Linked DNA regions of Homo sapiens: region 2 is linked to region 1. A link is a loop called in an ENCODE intact Hi-C map of the cell type or tissue named here. Cell type or tissue: sigmoid colon. All regions are shown on one strand. Each heading gives the region's core, and the rest is flanking DNA. Links, peaks and the distances in the headings are about the cores only.

Evidence for each region. Peaks named below come from ENCODE experiments on the same cell type or tissue, not always from the same donor. Only the 100,000 strongest peaks of a DNase experiment are listed, where the experiment ranks them.
Region 2: a loop joins it to region 1, with 1.9 times the contacts of the local background. A loop is called at or near these places in 1 of 110 quality-filtered maps.

The regions. Positions count from the first base shown.
Region 1 is chr12:68,397,607-68,413,358 of GRCh38, reverse strand. No RefSeq gene overlaps it. Among named protein-coding and RNA genes, the nearest start is that of LINC02384, 46 kb to the left of the region's middle. RefSeq lists an enhancer at 10,132-11,331. In sigmoid colon, for the core only: a CTCF peak has its summit at 6,912 (motif pointing left); a DNase peak (open chromatin) is centred at 7,068; H3K4me3 peaks cover 666 bases; H3K27ac peaks cover 1,751 bases.
Region 2 is chr12:68,491,652-68,507,403 of GRCh38, reverse strand. No RefSeq gene overlaps it. Among named protein-coding and RNA genes, the nearest start is that of LINC02384, 48 kb to the right of the region's middle. In sigmoid colon, for the core only: no CTCF peak of the experiment used is centred there; no DNase peak of the experiment used is centred there.

The sequences.
Region 1 (15,752 bases), core at 5,707-8,206:
AAATTAGAAGCAGCCTTAAAATAGAAGTATTACTAGGCAACTATAATAATTAGAAATAACATAAGCCTGAGGTTTCAAAAGTAAGTAACTAGGGTGAAAGATGGACAGGCAATGGGAAAGTTTCTTTTAATCAAGAAGAACAGTTATGGGGGTCTGCACAATATAGTGTGAAGCTGTTAGACTCATTTTTGGACCCTCTGCAGTTGAATTTCTTGTAGCAAATGTTTATTGAAAGCTTCTTGGCTGGGCACAGTGGCTCACGCCTGTAATCCCAGCAATTTGGGAGGCTGAGGTGGGCGGATCACGAGGTCAGTAGTTCGAGACCAGCCTGACCAACATGGTGAAACCCCATCTCTACTTAAAAAAATACAAAAATTAGCCAGGCGTGGTGGCGCATGCCTGTAATCCCAGCTACTCAGGAGGCTGAGGCAGGAGAATCACTTGAACCCGGGAGGCGGAGGTTGCAGTTAGCCAAAATTGAGCCACTTCACTCCAGCCTGGGTGATAGAGTGAGACTCTGCCTTAAAACAAAACAAAACAAAACAAAAAAACAACAAAAAAAAAACAGGCTGGGCGCGGTGGCTCACACCTGTAATTCCAGCACTTTGGGAGGCCGAGGCAGGTGGATTACGAGGTCAGGAGATCGAGACCATCCTGGCTAACACGGTGAAACCCCGTCTCTACTAAAGATACAAAAAATTATCTGGGCGTGGTGGCGGGCGCCTGTGGTCCCAGCTACTCGGGAGGCTGAGGCAGGAGAATGGCATGAACCCAGGAGGCGGAGCTTGCAGTGAGCAGAGACCGCGCCACTGCACTCCAGCCTGGGCGACAGAGCAAGACTCCATCTCAAAAAAAAAAAAAAAAAAAAAAAAAGGAAGCTTCTTATATACGAGTTACTGAGCTAAGAGCTTTTAGAATACAAAGACAACCAGATACAGTTCCTGACTGTAACTAGCTGGGAACTAGCTAGGGAGATACAGCAGATCCACACATACCTTTAACAATATCAAGTGAAAAGCGGTTATCAGATCCACAGAAACGCACTGCAGGTAGGGCAAGGCTACACTATGCTGGGGGTCCTGGGGGTCGGGGAAAGCTCTTGAGGATGAATATGATTTTGACAGTCAGAGACAGTAGAAAGGTTATGCACCAAAGAAAGTATGGCCTAAAGAGAGGCCTAAAGATGAGTAATGTTCATATATAAACTTTCCATTTCAGGTCCTTTATCTACATTGGGACCTGTACTTCCCTGTTTAGAAGCTCCTCTCTTCAGCTCTCTATATATTAAAATCCTAACCACCAAGGACTTATATAAAGAGATTGAGTGGATGTGTTAAAAGGGTGAGATTGTTGATACATTTATTCTCTTTTCTTATTTAGTTGTGTTTTTCTTTGTAAGTAGGATTGTATTATAGAAAATAATTATTTTTTAAAAAGATATTGTACCTACCTCTCACGGCCAACTTAAATCCTTGCTCCTTAACATAAATTCCTGACTATCTGATAACATTAAATTTGAATTGGAAGTGTTAATGTGAACTCCTGATTTAAAGGCGGTGTGTGTGTGTGTGTGTGTGTGCATGCGTAGGCTCTGTCCACTGTAAGAGTCTAGAAGCAATAACGGCTCACCAGCAAAGAGAATACTTACTGGTCTCTAAATAGCATTTTCTTTTCTTCTTGTTCTTTTTTTTTTTTTGAGACAGCGTCTCACTCCATCGCTCAGGCTGGAGTGCAGTGGCTTGGTCACTGCAGCCTTGACTTCCTGGGCTCAGGTGATCCTCCCGCCTCAGCCCCCGGAGTAGCTGGGACTACAGGCATGTGCCAACATGCCCAGCTAATACTTTTGTGGTTTTTGGAGACACGGGGTTTCACCATGTTGCTGGTCTCAAACTCCTGGGCTCAGGAGACCCTCTCGCTTTGGCCCACGAAAATGCTGGGATAATAGGTGTGATCCGCCATGCCCAGCCTCTAAATATCATTTTCTACTAAAATTAGCCAAGGTTCTTTGGAGGTCTGGGGCAGGGAAATATAACTTAAACCAGGTAAGCCTAGACGTACCAGAGTTCCAGAAGGAAAGTCCTCCAAGACTAACAGGGGCCTATCAAGGGGTTAGCTTGAAGGAGCTCTCACTGACTAAATTTGGGACGATTTGGGCATTAAGAAGAAAAAGCGAAGAGAGAGAGAGAAAGAAAGAAGAAAAAGGAGGAGGAGGAGGAAGAAGAAGAGGAAGAGGAAAAGGAGGAGAAGAAAAGCAGCAGTTTAACGTTCATTTGGCTCTCACTTTGACAACTGATATATAAAGGAGAAGAAGTGAACATTAACTCCCTCTTTTTAGGAAGAACTGTAGGTTTTCTCCATTTGAGGAAAGATTTCCTTCCCAAACAGTGCTAGGTAATAAATATTTTCATTTGAATCATTTGAACCTTATGAAATGGTTTATATTAAACTTTTTTTTTTTTTTTTTTTTTTTTTGGAGACAGAGTCTCGCACTGTCGCCCAGGCTGGAGTGCAGTGGCGCGATCTCGGCTCACTGCAACCTCTGCCTCCCGGGTTCAAGAGATTCTCCTGCCTCAGCCTCCTGAGTAGCTGGGATTACAGGTGCACACCACCACACCCAGCTAATTTTTGCATTTTTAGTAGAGACGGGGTTTCACAATGTTGGCCAGGATGGTCTCTATCTCTTGACCTCGTGATCTGCCCGCGTTGGCCTCCCAAAGTGCTGTGATTACAGGCATGAGCCACCGGCACCCAGCCTCAACTATTTTTAATGTATAAAATTTCACATGATTTTCATTCCATATCCAAATATGGGAAGAAAAACTCAGAAAAATCAACATTTTGCAACTCCCAGTGAAATGACCGATTCAGGGAAGAATCATCCATGGATGCTGAAACAATTACGTGAAAAATTATTGGAGCAAAACCGTGAATCCCCCTGGTGCCAAGTGTCTCCTGCTGGATCACTTGCTGATTGCAAAGTGAAAACACACCTTTACATCTCAGTAGGGAGATGTGGCTAGCATTGCTTTAACGGAGGGGTCAAATTGAGCTTGGTTAATGGGTGAGACAACCTAACATTTCGTTTCCCCTGATGTGATGCAATCTGAAGTTCACAGCATGACCTATAAAGCATTCTAGCCAAAAATGTCAAAGTTGCGTGCTCATCATTCTCCATTTGCCCTTAGAAATCCATTCAGCACCTTTCACCATCCTGCCCTGCACCCCTGGAGACTCCCCCCCTGCAGACTCCATTGCCCAGGCTCCTTTGCTTTTTGGCTTCTAGTTAGATTTGGCCAACGCAGGGGTTCCAACAGCCGTTTTGAAGGTAGAGGAGAGAGATGTTGTGGTATTTGTTCCCCACCACCCCACTCCCTGCCCAGGTGCAGTTTTGGTGGTGCCTGTGTTGCTGCTACATCCATGGCTCCTGGTGGGGACCCCTCTCCCAAAGCTCCAGCTCCTGCAATGCTTCAGTAACTGCACTCAGCTCAGGCTGTTGTAGACCTAGGGCCAGCAGTCCCACAGTGCCTCACCATCGCTTGTTCCCTATGCCTGCCCACACATCTGTAAATAGTCCCTTCATTTCACATCCTTCAGTTAGACCCTTTGAGTATGCCATCTGCTTCCGGTCAGGACAATGATTGATTCTATCTGAATCAAACCTGTCCTTTATTTGAACAGGACATCAAGTCTAGAAAAACAAGTTAACACCTTGAGATAACAAACAAATCCAGAATTTGGGACCATTTACTAGTCTGGTTCTTTCAAAGGTCAATGTTATAAAAAAAAAAAGTAGAACTCTTCCAGACTAAAGTAAGCTAAAGAGATATAACTATCAAATGCAATGTATAAATCTGGTTTGCAAAATCATATTATACTATATCCTATACCATATTTATTTTTGGAACAACTAGGAAAATTTTAATATTGACTAGATTTTTGATGATATTAAAAAATATATGATAAAGGTATTATGGATTTTAGGCAAATGTCCTTTTTAAAAAGGTGCATAGTGAAGGAATAAGGCTGACTACCTTATCCTTATACAATGACTGCAACTTCCTTTAAAATGGGTAGCAAAATATTTAGATAGGTAATATGGCAGAATATGAACAGGTATTAAATCTAACTGATGGGGTCATGGTGTTCATTGTACCATCCTTTCAACTTTTCTGTTTGAACATTTTTACAATAGAATGAAATAGTGGAAAACATTAATTAAAAAAAAAAAATGAAATTGCTAACCTACCCAGGAACGATTTATTCTTTTCCCAAACGGCTACAGTTTTTTTTTTACTTATACTGTTCATTTGCTTTTTGTATGTTCCTGTTCCAACAGATTGTCAGCTCTTGGAAGGGAAGGACTGGGCTTTGTAATTCTTTTTATACCCTACAGGGGCTCATGTAAAAGTTTTATTATTATTATAATTATTAGAGACAGGGTCTCACTCTGTCACCCAGGCTGGAGTGCAGTGGTGCAGTCATAGCTCACTGCAGCCTGGAACTCCTCGGCTCAAGCGAGCCTCTTGCCTTAGCCCCCCGAATAGCTGGGACTACAGGTGTGTGACACTATGCCTGGCTAAATTTTTTTTTTTTTTTTAGATGGAGTCTCATTCTGTTGCCCAGGCTGGAGTGCAGTGGGGCTATCTTGGCTCACTGCAAGCTCTGCCTCCTGAGTTCAAGCGATTCTCCTGCCTCAGCCTCCTGAGTAGCTGGGATTACAGGTGCTTGCCACCACGCCTGGCTAATTTTTGTATTTTTAGTAGAAATGGGGTTTCACCATGTTGGCCAGGCTGGTCTCAAACTTCTAACCTCAAGTGATCCACCCACCTTGTCCTCCCAAAGTGCTGGGATTACAGGTGTGCTAATTTATTTTTTTTTATTTTTTTTTTTTTTTGAGACGGAGTCTCGCTCTGTCGCCCAGGCTGGAGTGCAGTGGCGCGATCTCGGCTCACGCTAATTTATTTTTTGTAGAGATGGGGTCTCGCTATGTTATTCAGGCTGGTCTCAGACTCCTGGGCTCAAGTATCCTCCAGCCTTGGCCTCCCAAAGCGTTGGGATTACAAGTGTGAGCCACTGTGCCCGGCCGTTTTAAAATCGATGTGAGCCAGTCTCATTGTGCACAAACATAGGCATGTGTGGTCAGAAGGTTTCTATTTCTTTTTTCATTAAAGGAAGGGAAAAGGCTCAAAAAGGTGAATGGGATGCAGAGAAGTGCAATTTGGACACTTTCTTGGAATTATCAAAGAGCAGTTTTGGGGTCCCTTCCTTGGAGCCATTGAAGACAGATGGCATAGAGTCTGATACCTCACAATACCCTTGAAAGTTTTGCAATTTCAGACAAGCCGTTGAAGAAACTGGCTCCCAAAAAAGATTCAGGTGCATTCCAACTTTACAGTCTACTCCAGCCAGAGAGAAAATCAGGATTAGATTAAGCCTGAATAGAGAAAAATTAATTTTGAGTAAACTGCTTAATGAGATCTAGTCTTGTATTTATTTAACTTACTTGAAATAGTATGTCAACACATAAAAATTAATGAGGCAGGCTGGGCGCCGTGGCTCACGCCTGTAATGCCAGCACTTTGGGAGGCCAAGGTGGGCGGATCACGAGGTCAAGAGATTGAGACCATCCTGGCCAACATGGTGAAACCTGGTTTCTACTAAAAATACAAAAATTAGCCGAGCATGGTGGTGTGTGCCGGTAGTCCCAGCTACTCATGAAGCTGAGGCAGAATAATCGCTTGAACCTGAGAGGAGGAGGTTGCAGTGAGCCGAGATCGTGCCACTGCACTCCAGCCTGGCGACAGGGTGAGACTCCGTCTCAAAAAAAAAAAAAAAAAAAAAATTAATGTGGCTGGGCATGGTGGCACGTGCCTTTAGTCCCAGCTACTCAGGAGGCTGAGACAGGAGGACTGTTTGAATCCAGTAGTTCAAGTCCAGCCTGCAAAACACTGTGAGACTCCATCTCTAAAAACAAACAGACAAACTAAAAAACAGAATTAACATAATTCTCTTCCTGGCTAACATTTAATCCTTTTTGCCCTGTAAACCTGCTGAAACCTCCACGGTGGGCCAGGGCAGAGAGAGAAGCTCTCAATCATGTGGCAGAATGTGTGTATGTGCATGAGACAAATCCTGTGGATTCCTCACACAAACACTACCTCCTACCCTATTTCCAGCTAAGAAAACCCTGATTTTCAGGTATCAGGTGCCCATACTTTAGGGAAATTGTTGTCATCCTGTTCATTTGTCAATCTTTGGTTAAAACGTGGGCATGTGACATAATCAGGCCAAGGAAGTTGGGAGGGTGAGAGTGGGGGTGGTGGATTTTCTATGAGGTTTTCAGAAAAAGTTTCTCTGCTCTTAAAAAAAAAAGATATATTTGAGAAATAGACCCTTTTTGTTTCTAAATGTTATCGTATGAAGATGTGATGCAGCATTAATCCGCTGCTAACACCCTCGCCAAAAAATGAAAAGCCCTGATTTGTAGCATTTGTCTGTTTCCATTTCTGTGGTGTAAATTCTCCCATTATGGCCAATTTCAAGCTCTACAACTGACTGGCAAAACTCCTAAATATTTAGCAATTGGCTCTCAGGAGCCTCTGGGAACCAACTTCAGCCCACCATGGTCACTGAGAGCTGCAGAACTCAACTTGTGAAAAGAGTAGGCATTGTGGTGGGGATGGCGGAGCAGAAAGGTGAAAGACTCTAGGTCCTTAATGACACTTGAGAGCCATGAAATTAACCAACCCTGGAATCTTCCTATCTCTGGACTTCTTATTACATAAGTTAAATAAAGGTACATATTGGTTTAAGGCTGGTCAAACTGGTGTGTATGTGTGGGGAATCTGGGCTTGATGTAGCCAGTGTAGATATCCATGGGTTCCCACCTAGTGGAGGGAGGGGAATGCAGCAGGGGAAAAGCTGAACGCTGGATAATGGAAATGTTCAGTTGGTCAGGAAGAGGGGGACAGCAGAGGAAGCGGGGTGGGGAGGACTATCCGTGTTGAAACAGGACTCTGGCTGCTTGCTGAGAGGAACAGGATGGTGGCTGTGGGCCAGCTGGGCTGTCAGGGCCCTTGCCAAGGAGGCTGAAGTTCAGGGCAAGGCTCCAGCAAGAGCAGGCGGCTGAGTGAGAGTCAGGAAGTCAGGCAGAAGCCCAGGGTTGGGAAGGGCTGCCCTGCCGGGTGCTGCAGATCACAGTACTGTGGGATGGAGGGAAAGGGATGCATGAGAGAAGGGGAAATGCAGAGAGAGGCAGGAGTATAATTCCAGAGGTCTAGACTACTCACTTGCCATAGGATGGGAAAGGGCTTTCAATGTCCACTAAGGCAGAGTCAGAATTCGCTCAGATGCTGAGCAGCTGAGGCTGAAGGTTGGGGATGCTTTCAGCTGAGGCTGAAGGTTGGGGATGCCATGGATCAGGCTGAAAAATGCAGAAGAAACCAGCATCTTCTCCAAAGCTGCCTTAGAGAATTTTCTTGGTGATTTTAGAGAATTGCTGTCTACCTATCTTCCTAGACCTTCAAAAAGGGGCATCACTCCTCCCTCCTATTGTCACAATCCCTGGGGTCCTGAAATTCACTGCCAAGACTTATGTTTGGCCTTCTGAAATATGCTCCCTCCTTCCTTGTGTGAAGAAATTTGTTTGCCTGCTTGTGGCAGAAGCAATTTCATTCCTGTTGTGAAATGCCCCTTACTTGCAGTGTGATTTCTCCTGTTATTCATTTACTCCTTTTCTTTATTTTCTCTTCCCATCCATTTAGTAACCCACCCACAGGTCTATTCTTCTTCAGCCCAGTGCCATTCATTGAATGACTACCTAGGAAGGACTTTTATAATTGAATTTTATGGAGGAAGTAGGTGCAGGAAAAATGAAAGCTGATGTGTCAACAACATTCTCTGGGGATTTTCAGAACATTATTTTCCTCTCTGACTTAGCTGGGAAGCCAAAGGGCAGGAAACTTGGCTTCCTTTGCACTCTGTTACTGCTGGAAGTCATGGTTAGTGATATTAATTTATTCAGTGGGCTGAGTTCTGTGACAATATCATTACCAGGGAGTAATTAAGGGTGGGATCAAACAGGAGAGGAAACCCTCAAAAGTGAAGTTTTCCCCAGTTCATGCTGCCTCCTGCAATCTAGGAAAGTTTGGCTTATTTTATGAGCATCTCCCAATTTAGTGAGATGCTTCAGAGAGTGAATAAAAGGAATGCTTTTCTGCAATGCAAAACCCATCATAAAAAGTCACTAGACAATTATAAAAACGGAAACTATTTGGAACTCATTTAATAGACAAAAGCTAGCTAATTTTCTTTGTAAGTAAAGAACTCCTAAAAATCCATAAGAAAAAGACCAATAGCCCAATAAAAAATGTGCAAAAAAGTCCATAGAAAATGGAACACGAATGTTGTTTAAACATATACAGACATCCATTTTTCATGTATTAGATTGGCAATGACAAAAAATTAACAACACACTGTGTTGGCAAGAATGTGAAGAGACAGGTGCTCTCATATATGACTGGTGGGAAAATAAATTGGTACTATCTTATGAAGGGTTATTTGGAAATATTCTTATGAACATCTATATGCTTTGACTTATTAAAGCCAGTGCTAGGAATTTATCCTATAGGTTTAGTCACATACATAGAGAATGAGATGTTCACAAGATTGCATATTGCAGCCTTGTTTGTAATAGTGGAAGATTGAAAACAGTCTAGATATCTCAATAAGTGATTATTTAAATAAGTTATGCATATTCATATAATGAAATATGATATAGCCATAAAAAAGAGTACTCTTTAATAAAGGAGGATACTATCTTTATATATACACCTTGAAAGATCTCCAAGATATTTTAAGTGAAAAAAATTAAGGTGTAGAAAATTGGTCAATAAAAGAGGGGAGAAAAAATACTTACACAAGACATGCCTGTATTTGCTTCTTATGCATAAAATATGTCCAGGAGGATATCCAAGAAATTGATAATATTTTGTACCTTGGTGAGAGGAAATGGGTGCCTGGGGCATAGGGTAGGGGAGAGAGTGTTTCCTTTTAAACCTTTGTTCATTTTGGAAATGTACTGCTAATTCAAATTAGTAAATAAAAATTGTTTAAGAGAAATGCTGGACACATTACATCAGAAATGACCTAAATTCACCCAGTCTGTTCTATGTCCTTAATTTTCCATTTCAGCCTCTTTTATTATTGATTGTTAGTAGCTTTCCATCTTCATCTTTACATTTTCTCTGTTCCTCCAGGTGCCACACATTTTCTCTCTGCTTCTGTCCTCAGTTTGCCACCTGATTTCCCCTGCAGTTGTCAAGTAACTGCCTTTTTAGCTGGATATTACTACACAGACCTCTTTCTGTGTGCCAGACTGGGATAATCATCTCAATCCTTTCTTCAACACCTCCTCCCCTAGAGAGCAGAAAATAAAGTTGTGGTTGGGAGTTAAGCCAGAAGCTGGCTATCCTTGCAGGGTACCAGGCAACTGCCAGAGTAGATAGTAACTTATGGCATATATGTTGCTAATGGTGGATGAGGTCATTTCAAGAGCTGGAATTGGGAAGAAGGATAAATACATACATGGAGGAGCAATAGAAGTCTACCTTATGGAGCATGTGGAAGTGAGTATTGAAGTTGAGGTTCAAATCCTTGCTCTGTCACTTACTGGTTATGTAAGGCAAGTTTTCTTAGCTTAACTTCTCTCCTATGTAAAATGGGTTCTATAATGGTTAATGTGGCTAAGACTGCGGGGCTGGCAGTTAACCCCAATCCATTCTTGTTTTCTTTTGTGGTAACAGATATGTGGGCACATGGCTGCTAACATATTTTCAAGTCTCTCTTGCTGTTAGACATGATCAAGGAACTAATTCCCTGCCAGTGGAATGTGAGCAAAGTGTGTGTCATATTCAGCTCTGGGACATAAGACTCCTCCATGTTCTTTCCCCTTCCTACAAGGTGGAACTCAGAACAACCCAACCTTGACTGTGGAGACAAGAGCAAGATCATAGGGGTTTCAGAGTAATGATCTGGGAGGAACCTGGTTCTCTAAATGCAGATATGAAGCAGAGCTGCCTGTCCACCTGGAACACCTGCCCACTGTTAGATGAGAGAGAAATGAACTTAGATTTTTAAACCATTCCATCATTGTTGAGTTTCCTTCTTATGGCAGAATAGCTTTACCCTAATCAATAGAGTTAAGTCTTTTTATGTTGTGAGTAATAGAATACTCAACTCAGACTAGGTAAATTAATAAGTGGTTTTACTTGGCTCCCATATAAGAGGAAATTTTAAAAGGACGGAAAATTTTAGGGTTTTTGATTTGGTATTCAGTGATATCATCAAAAATTGATTTCTCCTGTCCCTTTGCTCTTTCATGAAGTCAACTTCACTCTGGCGCTGGTTGCCCTTATGAACAAAAGTTCTCTGAGAAGGAATTTGGAGAAAAGGCTTCATCCTTGTAAACAGTTTGCAAACTGAGGAGATCATAGCCGTCTGCGTGCATTTCAGTGAACAAAGAGAGCGTTCAGATTTTATAGCAAAATTTCTTGTCTGGGATCCCAGTCAGGTCTGTTTATGCAAATAAAGGATTCAAACTTGCATGGTTCTGATTAGTCAACACTGCTGAGTTCTGATTGGTTGATACAGCTGAGCCCTGATTGGCGGGGCAGGTGAGCTCTGTTGGTTCAGGTCAGAGCTGAAAGTCCCCAAGTTAAAAAGGTATGGGTTTTCAGCGAACTCAGAGGACTTGTGTGACCTTTAGTCAGCAAATAGCATCTTGGCTCCATTTTAAATTTAGGACCAGTTAGCCACTCAGGATTCATCTGAAAGGCTGGGTCTCTCAGGTTCACATTGGTTCATTTCTTGATGGTGGCAAAAGGGCTATGGCAATTCCAGGCTTCATGTCAGCTCCTTCTAGAAGGAGAGAGAGAGAGGAAAAGTTTGCACAAGTGAGCTACTTTCCTACACCCCCAGAAAACTTCTTATTGGTTTGAATTTGGTGATATCTCTTCCCTGAACTGTGACCAGGGAATGGGCTTATACCGATCAGCTTAAGCCCTAGCCACTTATCCTATCCCTAGCAGCAGGGGTAGGCCAGCTTTTCTAGAACATGCGGGCCATGTGGAGGAGGTGTGGGTAAAAATTGGAATGTATGGTAGGGAAATATCACATATCCACTACAGGAATGTATTTATTGTTTAAGGATTAAATGGAGTGAGATAACATATAAAGGGCCGAGCACAGGGTTTGGCACAGAGGAGGTGGGTACTGATTGTTAATTTACTCTTCCTTCCTCCATCTAGTTAGCTGTGCAGCAAAGTGGTACGGCGTTAAAGAAGATTCCCTGTTTAGGTTTCTCAAGGCTGTGTATTTGCAGGACCAGTGAAACAGGATTGTGATGTGCACAGAGAAATCTCTTCTCAGTTTCAAGATTCCTGTCCCCCATAGCAATTATTGTCAGGAATCGCCCAGGGGGAGCACCACCACCTCACACTCAGTTCCCAGGAGAATTAATATAAGACTTGGCTCCACCCTTCCGGAAGCTCCTTTCCACAATCCTAGATGATTACTGGGCCATCAACTTTTTGTTTGTTTGTTTGTTTGTTTTTGAGACTGAGTCTCGCTGTATCACTCAGGCTGGAGTGCAGTGGTGTGATCTTGGCTCACTGCAACCCCCGCCTCCTGGGTTCAAGCGATTCTTGCTCTTCAGCCTCCCCAATAGATGGGATTACAGGCACCCGCCACCACGCCTGGCTAATGTTTGTATTTTTAGTAGAGATGGGATTTCACATGTTGCCCAGGCTGGTCTCGAACTCCTGACCTCAAGTGATCTGCCCGCCCTGGCCTCCCAAAGTGCTGGGATTACAGGCGTGCGCCACCGCACCTGGCCAACTTTGAAAGACGCAGGTTTGAGATTCCAGAAGGGGCTGCCTACCCAGCATCTTGTGTTACTAGTTAGTGCTTCTTCAGGTGGGAAGGTGATTGAGAGACGTGCCTGGGCCAGGTTAATGGCTTCTCCTCCATGCACTTGGTTAGAGGCTGTATAATGTAATGAAAAGGTTCTGGACATGAGTCTGAAACTTCATTTTACCATCACTATCTGTGTGATTTTCTGTAATTTAATTCTTTTTGCTTTAGATTCCTCATCTGTAAAATAGGGCCTTGACTCTTGCTCTACCAGCCGTTTAGGGTTGTTGTGAGGCTCAAAGAAATATTGTATTTGAGAGGACTTTGTAAATAGAAAATAAATTTTAAATAACAAGAGTTGGCTAACATAATAATGGAAATACTTTTCTAGGACCTAAATTTCTGCATACTAAGGATCACCTGGGGCTTGTGAACAAACTAGCTGAGAGAGAACAGGCCAAGTGGGATATTTTTGTTCATAGTGACAGCTGATAGGGCTAGGTTTAATGAACAATTATGTATTGATTACCTAGGTGTGTTTGCTACTGGTGTTTTACATGTTAGCTGCTAATTTAATCTTATTACTAACTGTATAAAGTAAATATTATCATACTAGTTTTATAGGTGAGGAAACTAAGCCTGAGAGTGGTTAAGTGCCTGTGCCAATATCACACATTTAGGAAGTGGCAGGCCCGGATTTTAAAGTTAAGTCTGTTTAGCCACCAAGGCAAATGAGGCCATCAACTGATTCAGGCAGGGAAAACATGACCACCCACGATGCTGTATCCAGGTGGACTAGCTTATAAGACAAGGAGACATTCATCCAGGGGCTTATAATAACTCTTTCACTTGCCTATTCATCCATGTAATCCACAAACATTGACTGAGCACCTCTCATGTAACAGGAACCGTGCTAGATTTGTAATAAAACGATGAAGAAAATAGAGTTCCCAAGGGTTCAAGAAACATCGCTGCAGCAGAGTAGCTTGTCAGACATCCCATTTATCCTTAGTTCAATCCTGTTAGGAAAATTGCTCCTATTGCTTGGCCAGTATTAAAGTTTTAAACATTATTGTTCTGTAGAAATTATCTGCTTACACTGCTTCCTGCCAAAGAATGGCATAAGTCCATAAAAACTGAAGATCATACATCCAGTGATTTCTTTTCAGAGGCAACTGCACAATGGTTTTGAAATGGTAATAATTGCCTATTGCTCTCTGGATTATCTTATTGTCTGGCAATGGTTATGAAGACAGCGGAGTTTTAAGAGGCCATTCAGTAAGAGTGACAGAAGGAACTATTTTTTAATTTTTCTCTGACTCTCAAAGTGAGCATCGAATTCAGAGCCCATAAAGGTTTGAAAGAACCTCTGTGATAAATTCAAAGTTCTTAAAGTTGAAGGGAGACTGAGTTATAAAATAATATAGAAAACTAAAGGTGTGGCTCATACATAAGTGGAGTGTTGTTGAAGGATCCTGAGTGAAATGGAGATGGGCTGGGTGAGGCTCACGATTAAAATAGCTGCTGAAATGAAGTTTTGCCTCTTAATTTAAAGGTGCTATGCTCCTCTCCTTTGCCAAGTATTGTGCAAATAAACATCCCAGTCTGAAAAAATTCTACAATTGTATATGTCCATACCAATGCTACTTGATGACAATTTCTTTTGAGGATAAAAAGCATATTTTGTTAAGCACCTACTAAGGACTGGACACATGAAGTATTTTGCTCATTTAACACTCACCACAACCTTGTGAGCTAAGTTGTGTTTTCACCATTTTACAAAGTTCTTTCCTGTACTCAGATTTGTTGATTCATTCAACAAATATTTTTGAAGAGCCTACTATGTGCCAGGCATGCTTTACATGCTCGGATATAGAGCAGTGAACCAAGCTACACATATCCCTGCCTCCATGAGCTTTTGTTTTAGTGGGTGGAGATTGAACTAAACAAACAAACAAACAAACAAACAAACAGACAAACATAATATTCAAGGCTTTGGAGATTAGTGCTATAAAGCAAGTAATGGAGTAAGTGGGAAGAAATACTAGAATGGCAGAGGTAGGATTTTGTGAATTTATATAGGATAGTCAGTGTATTAGTTATCCATTGCTGAGCAGCAAATTACTCCAAAACTTAGTGGCTTAAAACAACAAACATTTATTATCTCACAGTTTCTGTGGGTCAGAAACCTAAGTATGGCTTAGCTGGTGTCTCCACTTCAAGGTCTCTCAAGAGGATGCATTCAGTGTGCCAGCTGGAACAGTTGGCAAGATTCAGTTCATTGCAGCTTGTTGGACTGAGAGAACTCAGTTCCTTGTTGGCTACTGGCTGGAGGCCTCCCTCAGCCCTTGTCATGTGGGCCTCTCTTTATGGCAGTTCACAATATGGCAGTTGGCCTCCCTCAGAGTGAGCAAGCAAGTGAGAGAATGAAAGTGTGTGTCCAAGATGGAAGGCACAGTCTTTTTTGTAACTGAATCTCAGAAGGGACACCCCATCATGGCTGCTTGATTCTGTTTGTTAAATGTCCAACAACGATAGACTGGATTAAGAAAATGTGGCACATATACACCATGGAATACTATGCAGCCATAAAAAATGATGAGTTCATGTCCTTTGTAGGGACATGGATGAAACCGGAAACCATCATTCTCAGCAAACTATCGCAAGGACAAAAAACCAAACGCCGCATGTTCTTACTCATAGGTGGGAATTGAACAATGAGAACACATGGACACAGGAAGGGGAACATCACACACCGGGGCCTGTTGTGGGGTGGGGGGAGTGGGGAGGGAGAGCATTAGGAGATATACCTAATGCTAAATGACGAGTTAATGGGTGCAGCACACCAACATGGCACATGTATACATATGTAACAAACCTGCAAGTTGTGCACATGTACCCTAAAACTTAAAGTATAATAATAATAATAAAAAAAAGCAAGTCACTAAAGCTAGTGCATACTCAAGAGGTGGGAATTACACAGGGTGTGAGTACAAGAAGGTGGGAGTCACTGGGGGGCGTCTTGGAAGCTGTACTACCATAGTCAGTAAGACTTCTCTGGCCGGGCACGGTGGCTCACGCCTGTAATCCCAGCACTTTGGGAGGCCAAGGTGGGTGGATCATGAGGTCAGGAGTTCAAGACCAGCCTGGCCAAGATGGTGAAACCCTGTCTCTACTAAAAATACAAAAATTAGCAGGGTATGGTGGCGGGCACCTGTAATCCCAGCTACTTGGGAAGCTGAGGCGGAGAATTGCTTGAACCTGGGAGGCGGAGGTTGCAGTGAGCCAGGATCACGCCACTGCACTCCAGCCTGGGCAACAGAGTGAGACTCCATCTCAAAAAAAAAAAAAAAAAAAAGAGTTCTCCAAGGAGAGGACATTTGAACAGAATTCTAAAGGAAGTGAGAGAGCAGGTGCTACCTCTCTGACCTCATCTCGTACTGGTCTTTCCTCAGCCTTTGCACTGGTTATTTCCTCTGCCTTTCAGTTAGTGCAAAGGCTGAGGAAGGGCTAGTACAAAATGAGGTCAAGGAGGTAGCCCTAGACTAGATGAGATAAAGTTTTATGTGGGTTATAGTGTGGAATTTGGATTTTACTTTCAATGAGATGGGAAGGCTTTGGAAGTTTTTCAGCAGAGGAAATGACGCGACTTGACTTGTGTTTTAAGAAAATCACTGTGGTTGCTGTGTGAATAGTTTGGGGGAGTGGGAATTAGCAGAAACAATGAAAGAAGTTAGGAGGCTATTGTAGTAATACACTTGAATGATGATTATGGCTTAGACCATAGATAGTAGGGGAAGTGTGGGAGAGGTTGTTGGATTTTGCATATATTTTCTAGTAGA
Region 2 (15,752 bases), core at 8,768-11,267, 91 kb before region 1:
TTACAGACTTGAGCCGCTGTGCCAGGCCTCTAGCACTGGAATTTACAAATTTCCTTGGAGTAGATACCCTTTTACCTGAGAAGAATTGCTCGAAGGTCTCTTTCAGGTAGAAGTGATGTCCAAAGTTACCATTGTTCAGGGGAAGGTATGTAACAGAACTTTTGTCTTATATTGACAAATACTGTCCTTCTGGGAGACTGTAAAACAACAACCACAGCGATAATGACAACAAGAACAATAACCCTCCATGGGTATATTTGCATAAGGTCTAAGGAGCCTTCTGGGAAGTAGTGGGTAAAACACTGACACTTGCCTTTTGAAGTTTAAAATTATTACTATAATATCAATAGATTAAGATGGATCCAACTGAGATCATTTAACAAAAGATATCAGGTGCTTTTGAGGAGAAACTCACCACAAGAGAAAAGAGAATTTGGAGTGGTAACCCAAGTCATACCCCTAAGGGCATTAGAATGGGAGTGAGGAGGCCTGGCTTCACAATGGGTTTGGTACAGCAAGTAAGCATCCGCAACTAATGCTATCTGCCCTTAAGAGAAGAAACTTTGGAAAAATGCTGTGTGTGTATATAGACATGTGTAGGTGTGATATGGTTTGGCTGTGTCTCCACCCAAATCTCATCTTGAATTGTAGCTCCCATAATTCCCACGTGTTGTGGGAGGGACCTGGTGGGGAATAATTGAATCGTGGGAACGGTTTCCTCCATACTGTTCTTGTGGTAGTGAATAAGTCTCATGAGATCTTATGATTTTATAAGGGGAAAGCCCTTTTCTTGGCTCTCATTTTCTCTCTTTGCCACCACCATGTAAGACATCCCTTTGCTCTTCCTTCATCTTCTGCCATGATTGTGAGGCCTCCCCAGCCATGTGGAACTATGAGTCAATTAAACCCCTTTCTTTATAACTTACCCAGTCTTGGGTATGTCTATTGGCAGCATGAAAACGGACTAATACAAGCTGTGTATAGACTAGGGACCAAACTCATGGGAGGGGTAATTTAAGAGCCCAGTACAGAAGTTTCTTAGGATTTCCATAGCTGTCTAATACTGAGGGGGAACAATTTTCACTTGCTTTTGAAGAATTCTTGCCAACAGTGATGGCAGTGATGATGAATCAGTGACTTTATTCTCTTTGGAAGGGCCTCTGGAAGTTTGTAGTCACATTTTTACTGAAATAATGTAAGAAAGATATAACAGCATTCAGCTTGGAAAGGAAGAAGTGAAACTCTATTCACAGATAACATGATTATTTAAATAGAAAACATGATGCAATCTACAAAAAAAAATTCCTGGAACTAAAAGTGACTTTAGCAAGGTTGCAGAATACAAGATCATACATAAAAATCAATCGTATTTTTATCTGCTGACAATAAATAAGAAATTGAAATAACCATTTGAGATAGTATCAAAAATATGAAATATATGGAGAGTAATCTGATAAAAATACTTGAAAGACCTGTACATGGAAAACTACAAAACATTGCTGAGAGAAATTAAAGACCAAAATAGAGAGATATACTGTGTTTTCAGATTGGAAGACCAAATAATAATATTAATTACTCAGTCTTAATATTGTTAAGGTAGCAGTTCTCTCTAAATTAATATGTAGATTTAATCCAAATAAAAATCTAAGCAGGTTTTTTTTTGTTGTAGAAATTGACAAACTGATTCTAAAACTTAGATGGAAATGCAGAGGACCTAGAATAGCCCAAGCAATCTGAAATGAAAGAACAAAATTGGTGGACTTAAATTACCTGACTTCAAGGCATATTATAATACTATGATAATCAAGACAATGTATTATTGGTATCAAGGTAGACAAATAGATCAATGGAACTGAATAAAGAGTTCAGAAATAGACCTACACGTAACACATATGGTCAACTGATTTTTGACAAAGGTATAAAGGCGATTCAGCCTCCCAAAGCGCCGTGATTACAGGCATAAGCCACTATGCCCAGCCTAGGCAAAAATTTCTTAGATGCAACACCAAAAACATGAGCCATTAAAAAATGGATAAATTAGACCTCATTAAAATTAATAACTTTTGCTTTTTGGAAGACACTGTTAAGAGAATGGAAAGACAAGCCGACACTGGGAGAAAATATTTGCAAATCACATAACTGATAAAGCACTTGTATCTAGAATGTATAAAGAACTTTAAAATCTGAGTAATAATAACAATAGTTTAAAATGGGCAAAAGATTAGCGCACTTTGAATTTGACACTTCATGAAAGAAGCTATAAGAATGGCAAATAAAAACATAAAAAGACATCCAACATTGTTAGTCATTGAGGAAATACAAATTAAAGCCACAGTAAGATATCATTACATATCTATTAGAATGTCTAAAATAAAAATAAAGATGACTACCCCAAGCATTTGCAAGGATGTGGAACAACTGGAATTCTCATAACCTGCTGGTAAAAATATAAAGTGGTAAACCACTTTGGCAAATTGTTTGGAAGTTATTTGAAAAGTATAATATTAATTAACCTACTATGTGACCCAGGCATTTTATGGCCAGGTATTTATCAAAGAGAAATGAAGACATACGTCCATACAAAGACTTGTACGTGAATATAGATAGCAGCCTCATTTGTAAGAGCCAAAAACTGGACACACTGCAAGTACCTATCAAAGAGGTGTATGAATAAACAAACTGTGGGGCATCAACACAATGGAATATTACACATTAGTAAAAAGGAACAAACTACTGATACACCCAACAACATGGATGAATCTCCAAAAATCATGGAATGTAAAAAGCCAGCCTAAAAAGAGTCTATACTGTATGATTTCATTTATATAAAATTCTATGCAAACTGAGCTATAGTGACAGAAAGCAGGTCAGCAGTTGCCTGGGGATGGGGCAGAAGGGAAAGATTCCAAGGAGTATGAGGACATTTTGGGGGTTGATGGATATATTCATTATCTTGATTGTGGTGATGTTTTCATGGGTGTATACATATGTCATAACTTATCAGATTTTACAGTTTCTCTTTTTTTTCTTTTTGAGACAGAGTCTTGCTCTGTCGCCCCGGCTGGAGTGCAGTGGCACAATCTCGGCTCACTGCAGCCTCTGCCTCTCAGGTTCAAGAGATTTTGATTTTTGCACCTCAGCCTCCCGAGTAGCTGGGACTACAGGCACATGATACCACGCCCAGCTAATTTTGGTATTTTTAGTAGAGATGAAGTTTTGCCATGTTGGCCAGGCTGGTCTTGAACTCCTGAGCTCAAGTGATCCACCCAGCTTGGCCTCCCAAAGTGCTGAGATTACAGGCGTGAGACACCACCCTGGCCCAGATTTTACACTTAAACAGTTAATTTTATGTCAGTTATGTTTCAATAAAGTGGTGTTAAAAAAGAGATATTGTAAACATGTAAAAATAGGTAACGTGTGAAATATTGGTTATACCTACTGAATCTGCATTTCTCCAACTGATAACCTTCAAATCCTTGGACCTGGTCTCAGCCTAAACTTCCAGCTGTATCTCCTAGTGACATCTTAAATTCCAGTTAAAGGAGACTGTTTCCTGAATAGATGTTAGCTTTTCTTGGGCATTTTGTCACCCTGACATGAGCTGCCCACCATCTTCTCATCCCCTCACCAGATGGGATCTGAACTCCCACAACGCTTTGCATCTTTCTTTACGGTACTCATCACTCTATGTTACGGCTTACAAACACGTTTCTTACCTCCCCTATAAGCTGAGAGATTCTTGAAGGTAGTGACCCATATATTTATTATTTATCCTGGTACCCCAATGGCATCTTGGAGAATGTCTTGTAAGTAGTAATGATAAATATGTTTAACTGAAGAGTTTTTAAATACTGTCCAAAGGATTGAAAACGTTTCACTGTGCTTAAAAATATGAAACCTTTCCTAATTGTGGTGCATGCAATCTTCATTCACATAAGACTGGGTGAGTATTTCTCTTATATTTAGTTTGCTTGATGTCTTAAGCTGTCACAAGTATCTTTTGATACTTATGATCTCTAGTGACATTTTTCATTACCTAAGTATCAGTAGCTATTCCTTGTAGTAGATTTGCAATTGCTTAATGATCACTCTTATAGTGCAGCAGTCCCCAGCCTTTTTGGCACCAGGAACCAGTTTTGTGGAAGACAATTTTTCTATGAAATATTGGAGTAGTGGGAAAAGGGTTGCGGGATGAAACCGTTCCACCTCAGATCATCAGGCATTGGTTACATTCTCGTAAGGAGTGCACAACCTAGATCCCTTGTGTGCGCAGTTCACAGTAGGGTTCGTGTTCTTATGAGAATCCAATGCCACCACTGAAGTGACAGGTGTGACAGGAGGCAGAGCTCAGGCTGTAATGCTGGCTCACCCATAGCTCACCTCCTGCTGTGTGGCCCGGTTCCTAACAGGTCGTGGACTGGACCCCTGTTACAATGTGTACACTCACATTTTGAGCAAAATGGCATAGGTCGTAATGCCTATATAGTAGAGAAAAATAACAAAATTCTGTTTGTGAAATATTTCTTTGTATTTTTTGATCCCATGATGACATAATAAAACCCAATCCCTGTCTAAGAAATAGTTTGAGATAAAATCTAAGAATAATTTTGTTGGAGAGTTAAGGTGAACAAGAAACTGGGTTAAAAGGAGAGCTTTATTTCAGCTTCATATATCTGACAAAATTGGGAAATTGGATAAAAGGAACTTAGGAAATTGTACTGAATGAAAATGTACTGATATTTTGTATTCGTTCTGATGTAAAAGCATCTATTTCCCTCACACAGAGATGGACACATAATGGTCTCAAATCTAATGGAAGTGCTCATTTCCAAGGGTATTGTAGTTTTGAAATGAATTTGTTTGAGGATTCTAGGTCTAATTTCACATTGTTAAACTCTAAAATTACAGAAGCCTTTTCCAAAGTAATACTTGAACCTCTGAATGGCCTCATGGTGCACCTCAAGCATAGGCTTGTTGTATACAAAGTTTGATGGGCTTGTTTGCAATACAACAAACCCTTCAATGCAAAACATTCAAATCCTCCTCTCTATAGCAACTGATGCCATATCTTAGCTCTTGCCTTTCCCATGGGCTAGATTTCTTTTTCTTTTCCTTTTTTTTGAGACGGAGTTTTGCTCTTGTTGCCCAGGCTGGAGTGCAATGGCATGATCTTGGCTCACTGCAACCTCCTGCCTCCCAGGTTCAAGCAATTCTCCCTGCCTCAGCCTCCCGAATAGCTGGGATTACAGGCATGCACCACCACGCCTGGCTAATTTTGTATTTTTAGTAGAGACACGATTTCTCCATATTGATCAGGCTGGTCTTGAACTCTCGACCTCAGGTGATCCACCTGCCTTGGCCTCCCAAAGTGCTGGGATTACAGGCGTAAGCCACCGTGCCCGGCCTTCCATGAGCTAGATTTCTTCCTTCACTCATGTAAGAGCTTGGCCTGGGTGATGAAGTGACAGCCACTAAAAGTTTCTAAAGCAGGTAACAGGGCAGAGGTTAAGAGTTCAGGGTTTGCAGGTAGACCTTGGTTTGATTTCTAATTCTACCATTAGTTCTGTGGCTCTGATCTGGTTATTTAACCTACTAAGCCTTAATTTCTTCCTCTGCAAAAGGGGTCCCGTGCGTGTTAAGAGCTTAGCATGGTGCCTGGCACAGAAAGCACACATCAATATATATTTATGCTGTTAATATTATTAACAGAAATATCTTAGTTTTACTTCAAGAAAATAGCCTCCTTTGCTTTTTATGCATGAGTCACAAATTGGGAATTACTTATTCACATTGTTATTATAAAATAGCTTTATTGTGCTAATTTTAAAAACCTGATAGTTTGGATGGGGACAATTTTCTTAAAAACAGCTCTGGAGAATTTGGTGGTTGTGTATCTAGTGTTAAAAAAGCCAGCCCAGCTTTGCCACAAAGACACAAATATCAGTGGCTCCAAATAGATACACAGATGGCCTTATGGAGCCCCAGATATTGTCTTACTCAGTTCACTGTGGGCAGGAAGAAGACCTGTTTTTAAGGAGAGGGAAGACGACTATAAGTGGTTAAAAATAGGATGCTTCTCCGTCCTCTCTCTGCTACTTTCACCCTCCATGTTTCCGACTATCCCCATTTTCCCTAAATTCCTCTTATCATCTCTGTACATGTTTCCCTCCTCCTTTTCTACTCTAGAAATAGTACATATTATGAGAGAGCAAATACTTGACACCATCCCCAGAAAGTCAGTGGTGGGGATAATGCATTTTTAATCCCAAACACCTGGCCTCCTTTTATTTGCCCACCGGAATGAGGTTTCTTGATTATTCAAAAAAGTCCTCTTACGCTGGTGCTCACAAATGAGTAAAAAGGTTAATAAATTTCAGGTCTACTTAGTAATCCAGGGAGATAGAAGTCTGCAAACAGAGATTTTTCTTTTTAGGTTGAATCTGACATTATGAAAAGCTACCCATCTTTTCTCATACTCAAAGTATTTACCCAAGCTTTAAACACTGGGTAGCAAGAGTGTGGTGAAGGAGCTAACATTAATCGTGGGACCATTTTGCGGAATCTCATGCACATTATCTCATTTAATTTTCATGACAATCCCTTAAGGAAAGCAACATCGTTCCCATATGACATAAGTGAGGACAGGAGGGGGCTTTGACATATCCTATCACAGAGAGGCCCATGCCGATGCAGTTTCTTTAAGCCCTGCTGATCCCTTGTAAAATTTAGTCATCCTCTGCCGCCGACCTCCCTCATCCACACAGTGGTATCATGCTGCAATACTTTGATACAAGTGCCTCTTTGCCACTGTGCAATGCCAGTTATGGTGAGATATAGCTCCCATTTCCAGCCACCTTCTGTGGCCAGCCAATTCATGAGACCATGGACAAGTGCAGACTCCATCTTACTAGGAGAGGAGACAGTGGAACTGATAGCCCCTCCCTCAGCAGTACAAATACAACATCTGTCTCCTCAAAGCTATTTCCTCTGCTCTGGTTATGTAGAGGCAGGCATGCCAGTGCCTTTATGTTGACTGGGGCAGTGGAGGTGGTGGAGGATGATAGTGGGAGGTAAGGAGAGTTTTCTGAATTGATACCTCTCAGTAAACCCTGCATGGCCATGGAAGGGGTACCTGGTGGTTTTGGTCTTTGGTTACAATTCTGGGACAAGAGCATCACTTACACATGGATTATCAAATTTAGCTCTTATAACAACCGTATGAGGAAGGTTTGTTCATGTAATATAGTAGTTGCAAACATGGGCTTGGGCTTTAATTACAGGTCTTATATCATTCACGTCAAGTTCAAACATGACCACTGTTGTGCCTATTTCCTCTCTGTATCATGGGAAGAATGATAGTTCCTACCTTATGCTATTGTGAACAGTAAAAGAGATAACCTACATGGTAGTAAATGCTGTGTAAGTGTTTGCTATTGTTATTTTTATTTTCCAGATGAGGAAACTAACACCCAGATAGGTTCATAGCTGTTGAAGATCATATAGCTAATATGTGCCTCTAAAAGCCATGCTCTTAGCCATTCCTTCACGGTGGTGTTACTTAGCCTTTTCCACATTCTGGCACACATGGAAAAAATGTGTGGTTATAATAATGTTATTACTCATACACAGCATTGGGGACAATTAATAGGATAGCTCAAATCTTAAGGTAATTGGTCTGGGAGGCCCTGACTGTGCCAGGTCCCCTCTGATTAACTGACACTCTGGCTGTACTGGAGCAGGGAACAGAACCTGCTTCTCCAGGCCAATAGTTAGGTAAGTCTTCATGGAGAAAATGATGTCTTAGGTGTGGCTGAAAGATTAGTAAAATTTAGTAGCAAAAGCAAAGGATGAGAATGGGGAAGTGGGGAAGTCTGCTTAATTTTCTCCTGTAGAAAATGGAGATCATGGTAATACCTGTTTCACAGGTTAAAAATGAAATAAAGGAACATACATGGAAAAGGCTTTGTAAGATGTGATATCAATGTTAGCTGTTACTATTCTTGAGGTAAATGAATAAAATATTTAAAACCGTAAAAGTGAACAGGGCATAGTGGTCGCAGAGATAGAACACTGCTACCAAACATTCACTTGGGGAAAGTTTACAGCTTTAATAGGACTCGTATCCTTTCATTCATCCATTTATTCATTCATTCTTAACCAAATAAAAGTGAACATAAGCATTCTCCAACATTTGTTATGAGGCTCAGCCTATTTTCATCAATAACTGAAGCAAGTAGGAATAAGATCAAGAATCCTATAATCTCAAGCCAGGTGTGTCTCTGAAGTCCATAGTAGTTTGGCCATATCTGGGAAATGGCATACCAGGCTGTCTCTATGTGATAGTCCCAGGGCTTCTTGGGTGAGGACTTGTCCAGAGGGGCAAGGCAGCTAGGCAGAAGCAGCTGGATCCCAAAACAAAGCTTCGATCATTGGAGGGAAGGGGTTTGGGGCTGTCACTCAGGTTGTCTCTGGCTCAGGGAGGGACATCTGCATCCTGTAGAGGGAGCATGGGAAGGTTGTGAGTAAAACTTGCACTGACAGCGTTGTCCATCCCTGGGGTCCAAGGACATCTGCCTTGGACCTCCTGCCCTAAGCTAGAGTAAGCCAAGAAAAAAGAAGGGAAGCGAGAACTTCTTTCCAACTATGCAACACAATACCGAGACACCTTGCCACTCTGAGGGCTCCATGGCATCAGCTGTGGTAGGAGATGTCAGCACCTGCTGGAAATGGTGGCAACCAAAGGATGGAGGCCACAGAAGAAGAGAGAATAGCAGGTGCTATGTGGATGAGAATCAGATTTATTTACGGAAAATATTCACAGAGTGATTAAGGACAAAAAGTAGGAAAACATGGGTTACATACAGAACAAGGCAAAGATAGTTAAACCTTGAAACTTTTCCTAAGTCTTCATAGCCAATTCATTTCTGTACCCTTCAGCTACATACATGTTGAAATCCAAGATGAGCTCTGTAGACCAATTCATCTCAAAATATTATTTAAGAAGTTTTTTTTATTTTCATAGAGAGTTCATTTAAAATTTGTCCAACTTTGACATTTTCTTTTCTGAATTTGTTGTAAAATTCAAGTTGGGTAATTTACACAAATGCATCAATATTTTAAAAGCTACCAATCTTACACATGCAAAAAAGAAGGTTTACAATCTTCAGTAATCTTTAATGTAACACACATTCATTATATATGAGCTCTCAAAGGAGAAACTTGCGTTGTTCGGAATCCTAAGTGCTACACGATGGCGTCTTTGGGAAACTTAAATACCACACATTTGCTTTGTAAAACCATCGTTGAGTGACTTTAGTGGATTAACCCTGAAAGTCATCATGACTGTTTTGTCTTTAATAATCTGGACCAAGCAAAAGGAGAAAAGTTTCTATGATGGGACATTCTTGTGGTCACAGTTTTAACAAGATATACTGCTTGAAATTTGCCTGTGATGCTGGAATGCTCATTAATTCTCGGAGAAGCTGACTCATTCTTTGTGGCTGAACTCAAATGTCACCTCTTCTGTGAACTAGTCCTCAAAACCTCGAGCAAGATTAATTGCTCCCATGGAGGTTGGTACATGCCTTTGTTATGGCACCGTTATTACATAGTGTCTTAGCTAGTCATGTGTTTTTTTACCCAATAAACTATGAACTTCTTGGGGTCAGGAAGGGTTCTTGGCAAAGGAGGCACCTAGTAGACATTTGTGGAATTAGAGTACGTATCTATCATCAGTAGATACTACATTTAAAATATGGATAGATTTGCACACTTGTAAAAACCAAGAGAAAAGTGTTCAAGGAGCTGTTGCCATCCAGATGTAGGACAGAAAAACGAATTTTGGGACGTTGTAATCTTAAAATTCCTTTAACTGGAGAGATTCAAGAGAAGTCAACAATATTTTGAGGTGAATGACTGAGTTAGTAAATGAAAGTTTCTCTTTATCCGGTGGGTACTTGATTAATACCTACATTTAAAGCTATCATTCAGGGGAGGGAAGGGGATGGGTCTGGTATTTGTCGAATTACTTCTGCCTACTAAGCTCTGTACTAGGAAGTTTCCATTACAGGATTTCACTTTAGGTGCAACCATCCTGCTGGTTGGGTTCTATCATCTTTTTTTGTCAAATGGAGAAACAGAAACTGCAAATTACTCAACTTGTATTTTCAGAGAGATTTAGTAATGTGAACAAAGTCATTCATCTAGTAAGTGGCTGGACCGGAATTCTAACGCAAGTCTGAAAAAAAGTCTTAGCATATACCTATACATATTAGGAAAAAAGGGAGAATTCAGCAGTTATTATGATAAATGAGGGGCAGCCCTCATCTTGTAGTTTACACTTACCCTCTTAAATACGTATCTAAGGAGAAGCGGGAGGTGGGATGGGGCTTGGATTAGGCAATATGTATGGTGGTTAAGCAAGTGGACTCAGAGTTAGACAACCTGGGTACAGAGCCTGGTTCTGTCTCCTTTTAGTTGTGTGACCTTGAGCAAATTATTTACCTTCCTCGAGCCTCAGGTTCTTTAACTGTAAAAATTGGTGGAGGGGAATACTCATCATTTCTATCTCACTGGATGTTGTTAGAATGAAATGAAAGAATGAACATAAACACTTAGCCAAGTGCTTGGCACACACTAATGCTCAAGACCTTATTATCATAATTATCCAATGCTCCATATTTACTACCCAAAGTCAACAGATAATTGCTTATCTTCCTACTTTCTTAATGTTTGGTAAATGCAGTGTTAAAGTGGAAGACAAGTCCACTCAATAGATCTGCAGCCAGAGTATTGGGTTTGGAATCATTCAATCGGAGTTTGGTTCCTGGTTCAGCTTCGTAATCTTGTCTAGACACGTTGCTCAGTTTCTCTGGACTCAATTTTCTTACCTGTAAAATAGTGATCAAAACTATACCTAGCTTACAGAATTCTTGCCAGGCAAGAATTGCTAAGACAAGGAGTACACGAAAGGGCATTTAAGCTAGTCTAAGAGAGTCAGGAGGATCTCCTGGAAGGGAATGAAGCCCAAGTGGACACCTAGAAAAGAAAAGAACTTGTCAACTATGATATACACTTATGTCAATAATACATTATTATTTAAATAACATAAGTATATATAACTGACATTTAAAGTTATTTTGGACTGTATTTCCCATTTTACTGATTTTTCTTCAGATAAAACCTTTGAATTTCATTAAGTTTTAAGAAGAGAAATGCCATGATTTATTTTTTTTTGGTAGATTGTAAGTATCTCCAAAATTTGGTCCATCATTTTCCTAAAGATGTTTCTAGTGAAACGCTAGTCTTCTGCAATATCTTCAATCATCAACTGTGTAAAGTGAGAACTAAAATAAATATAGACTGAAACTCTTTCTTGCTTTCATATTGAATGAGATAAGTGCATGAGCTGAGAGAGAGGGAGAGAGAGAAAAACACATGTTTACATCTTGGATGTGATCCTGAGTTATTCCCTGGATATAAATAAGACACTTTGAAAGGCACATTAACTTTTCCAGGTCACGAGGGTTTTCATTAGAATGCTGGACTATAAATAGTTCCCTAGTGAGGTAAAGGAAATGATGCCCTATTCCTTCTCACTCCCAGAGTTCTTAGCACACTGGAGAACAACATTCTTTTGCAAGTGTTTGGCTTACTATGTGCTGGTATTGTTTATAAGGTCAAATTTTGGATTAACCTTTTGAGATTTAAAATAAAATCAGACAAGGGAATCTTTGTGAACATTTTATTTCTTAGGGAAAATTATTTTACATGGAATTTACCTAGTGTACCACATAAAAATTCTTAACACAGAGTATCTCGCACAGTGTAAAAATATATTTCCCTTGAGTAGCTTAAATGTCATCATGTTTGGTACAAAATAGGAAATACTTCATTCTGCAAATTACCTTGCCAGAGCTTCTCTGCTATGATCTCATACATAACAGTGATATCTATATAGAAAAGGATAATTGAGGAATTACCTGGTGAATTCAAACAACAGCGTCAGTCACAAGTGATAATTCAGATAGTATTTTGTTTTGTTATCTTTTATTGTTAAATTTTTTTATTGTTATTATTTTTTAAGAAACAGAGTCTTACTCTGTCGCCCAGGCTGGAATGCAGTGGCCTAATCATAGGTCACTTGCAGCCTCGAATTCCTGGACTCAAATGATACTCCTACCTTAGCCTCCTGGGTAGCTGGGACTACAGGCATGTGCCACTATGCCTGGTTAATTTTCTTTTTCTTTCTTTTTTTTTTTTTCCCCCTTGTTAATTAAAAAAATTTTTTTTGTAGAGTTGAGTTCTGGCTGTGTTGCCTAGGCTGGTGGAAAACTGCTGCCCTCAAGTGATCCTTCTGCCTTGGCCTCCCAAAGTGTTGGAATTACAGTGAGCCACTGTGCTTGGCCTGTTTTGTTACCTTTTTAGAGCAAGATTATCTGTCTAAAGAATTAAAAAATTACCTATACTTATTTCAATGTATTTTGTCTGAAGTATTTCTGGGAGATGCATTGAACAGGCCACATTGGGATGAAGTGTGTTTGTTAGAATAGTAAGATCTGGCACATGGCTGGTCATGTCAGGTTTTTGCTGGATTATAACTGCTTGAGGACACAAACTGTATCTTATTTATCTTTGAATCCCTCTGGTGTCTTGAATGTAGTAGGCATTCTCTAAATAGTTATCAAGTTGATTGAAATTCATTTTGTTACGAAAATAATTTCTGGGCCTCCTAGGAATCAGACAGTGTTTGAAAAATATATCCCTCAATGCTCATTATTACATTTGGTTTAGTTTCTCGTGGGGACCCATATATGTTATTGAAACATAAAATATATCTGTAATAGGAAAATATGGATGTGACAAGAAAAGTAGCAGCAAAAATTGGGCAGCAACCTTTGGTAAATATGAGTAAAATCGATGCAGACCTGCTGACCTAACAGAATTCTTACAGATTTAGAGTTTTTGGAAACTGTTTCCACGGTTCTTGTACATTATACAGTTTGTCTTACTTTTCTCTTTTGACAGTTTTATTATTAAGTAAGCCAGAAAATGAGATGAGGAGATGCTTATCTCTCTCTCTCTCTCTCTCTCTCTGTGTGTGTGTGTGTGTGTGTGTGTGTGTGTGTGTGTGTGTGTGTAAACAAGAAGCCAATACAATTTCATCTCAATAAGATGAGCCCTGCTTAGGAGGATAATGACCATTAATTGAGAGACTAATATGTACCAGGCAGTCTTTAAATACATTAACATAGTTAATGCATACAACAACCCTATGAGGTACCTGTTATTTCCATTTTTAAAGTTTATAAGCTGATGTTCAGAGATGTTTAATAATTTTCTCAAGCTCACATAGTTAGTGGCTGAGCTGGGATTCACACCCAAAACTCTTTGACTAGTGAATCAGTTTTCTTCCCCTGTATTGTGCTTGACACAGAGGAGGCACCCACGCACGCTTATTCTTAGCAGTGTCAAAACATCTTTTTTTTGGGGGCACCATTTGTCTGTAATTATTACCTGTAGAATCTTTCTTTGAGCCTTAAAGCCAGATTAAGGCTTTGCTTATGTACAGCAGTAAAATAGTCCAATCTTAGCTTCCAGTACTGGCGATATTTTCTGGAAAGTCGGTAACTGGACAAAAGTGAGTCACTTTGAATAAAAGAAAAAAAGTGAAATAGGGTGTTTAAATAAATAAATAATAAAAAGTGAAATAACATTTTCATGTGTTTGCTTCTACTCAGAATTCAAATTGCTCAATTCGTTGCATTAGGAAAAGACAAAGGATTAAACACCCTCATATAGTTTTTGAGACAAAGTCTGGCTGTGTCGCTCAGGCTGGAGTGCAGTGGTGCAATCACAGCTCACTGCAACCTCTGTCTCCCAGGTCAAGCCATCCTCCCACCTCAGCCTTCTGACAACTGGGACTGCAAGTGTGCACCACCATGCCCATGTCTGGCGAATTTTTGTATTTTTAGTAGAGATGGGGTTTTGCTATGTTGCCCAGGCTGGCCTCAAATTCCTGACCTCAAGTGATCCGCCCTCTTTGGCCTCCCAAAGTGCTGGGATCACAGGTGTGAGCCACCGCACCTGGCCTCACTTTTTAAACTATTGAATTAGTATCCTAGAGTTTTTACTTTCAGGCAGTAATAAAGACACCCTATGGAAGAGCTGCAGGTGGAAGAGGTTGAGAAGGATTCTGTGTTTCATGAGTTGATATAGGGGTCAAGGTAGTATTTTGTCTGGGGAGGAGAATGGCGATATAAGAGAAGCATGAGCTAGTTTCTAGTCAATCTTCTTTCCTATGCACACAGGATAATTACAAAGTTAAAATTAAAAGACAATTTACCTATCTGACTTTTTTGTTTCAGTGATGTCACACTCAGAAGCAGTTAAAATAGCAGATAAGGAAACCCCTGGGTCTGTTGAGATCTAAACAACCTGTTTCTTTGTTGTACTATGTACCAGGTAAGGTGGTAAACAAAAGAAGCACAGTTCCAAACCTCATGGAGCTTATATAGTCAAGGCATGGAAAGGCAATATTTTCATATAATAGTATGTAAGAACTTTCAAAGAGACATTGCAGTCAAAAAAGATTCAACTCCAAGGGTGAAAACTTGCCTCCAAAAGGCTCCTGGAGCCAGGCTACGGCTGGAAGTGTTCAGAGGGACTGTGGGAAGACAAGATAATTGAAGGAAAAATAAGGGCTCCAACTAGTTTAAGGTATTGACATCAGCAGGAGATTGCACCGCACCTAACTGGGGTTACTGGTGTTATTAAGCAATACAGACTGCCTGGGCATTAAAAACTGACTGGAGTGGGTACCATAGTGGTTTAATGCAAACTACCTTCATTGGTAACTTGAGGTAGGTATATCTGAACTCTAGCAGCTGATCACATCCACTTTCTGTGAAAAGGCTTTCATAATACTTTTTAAAAAATTATTTATTTATTTAGGTACCAGTAACAGCACATAAAATTAATCATTTTAAAGTGAATATTTTGGTGGCATTGAGTGCATTCACAATGCTGTGCAACCGTCACCTCCAGTTCCATGACATATTCATCACTCCAGAAGGGAACCCTATAGGTGTTAAGTAGTTGTTTCCCATCCCCCTTTCCGCCTGTGCCTCATATCTACAAATCTGTGTTCTGCCTCTGTGGATTTACTTTTGCTGCATACTTAATATAAATGGCATCATACAATAGGTAACCTTTTGTGTCTCACTTTTTTCACTTAGCATAATGCTTCTGAGGTTCGTCCATGTTGTAGCATGTATCAGTACTTCATTCCCTTTTATGGATGAATAATATTCCATTATATGTATACACCACCTCTTGTTTATTCATCCACTGGCAGACATTTGAACTGTATCTCCCTTTTAGTTATTGTGAACAGTGCTGCTGTGTACATGGGTATACAATACATGTACTTGTTTGAACACCTGTTTTTTAATTCTTTTGGCACTATACCTAGGAGGGAAATTGCTAAGTCATATGGTAATTCTACGTTTAATGTTTTGAGGAACACCAAACTACTTTCTCCAGTGGCCAAATGACTTTACCTTCCAACAGTATATTAGAGTTTCAATTTCTCCATATCCTCCCCAACACTTGTTTTTTGCATTTTTTGATAGCCATCCTCGTGGGTGCGAAGTGGCACTTCATTGTGGTTTCGATTTACATTTCCCAAGTGACTAATGGTGAGCATCTTCCCATGCTTGTTGGCCATTTGTGCATCTTCTTTGGAAACATAT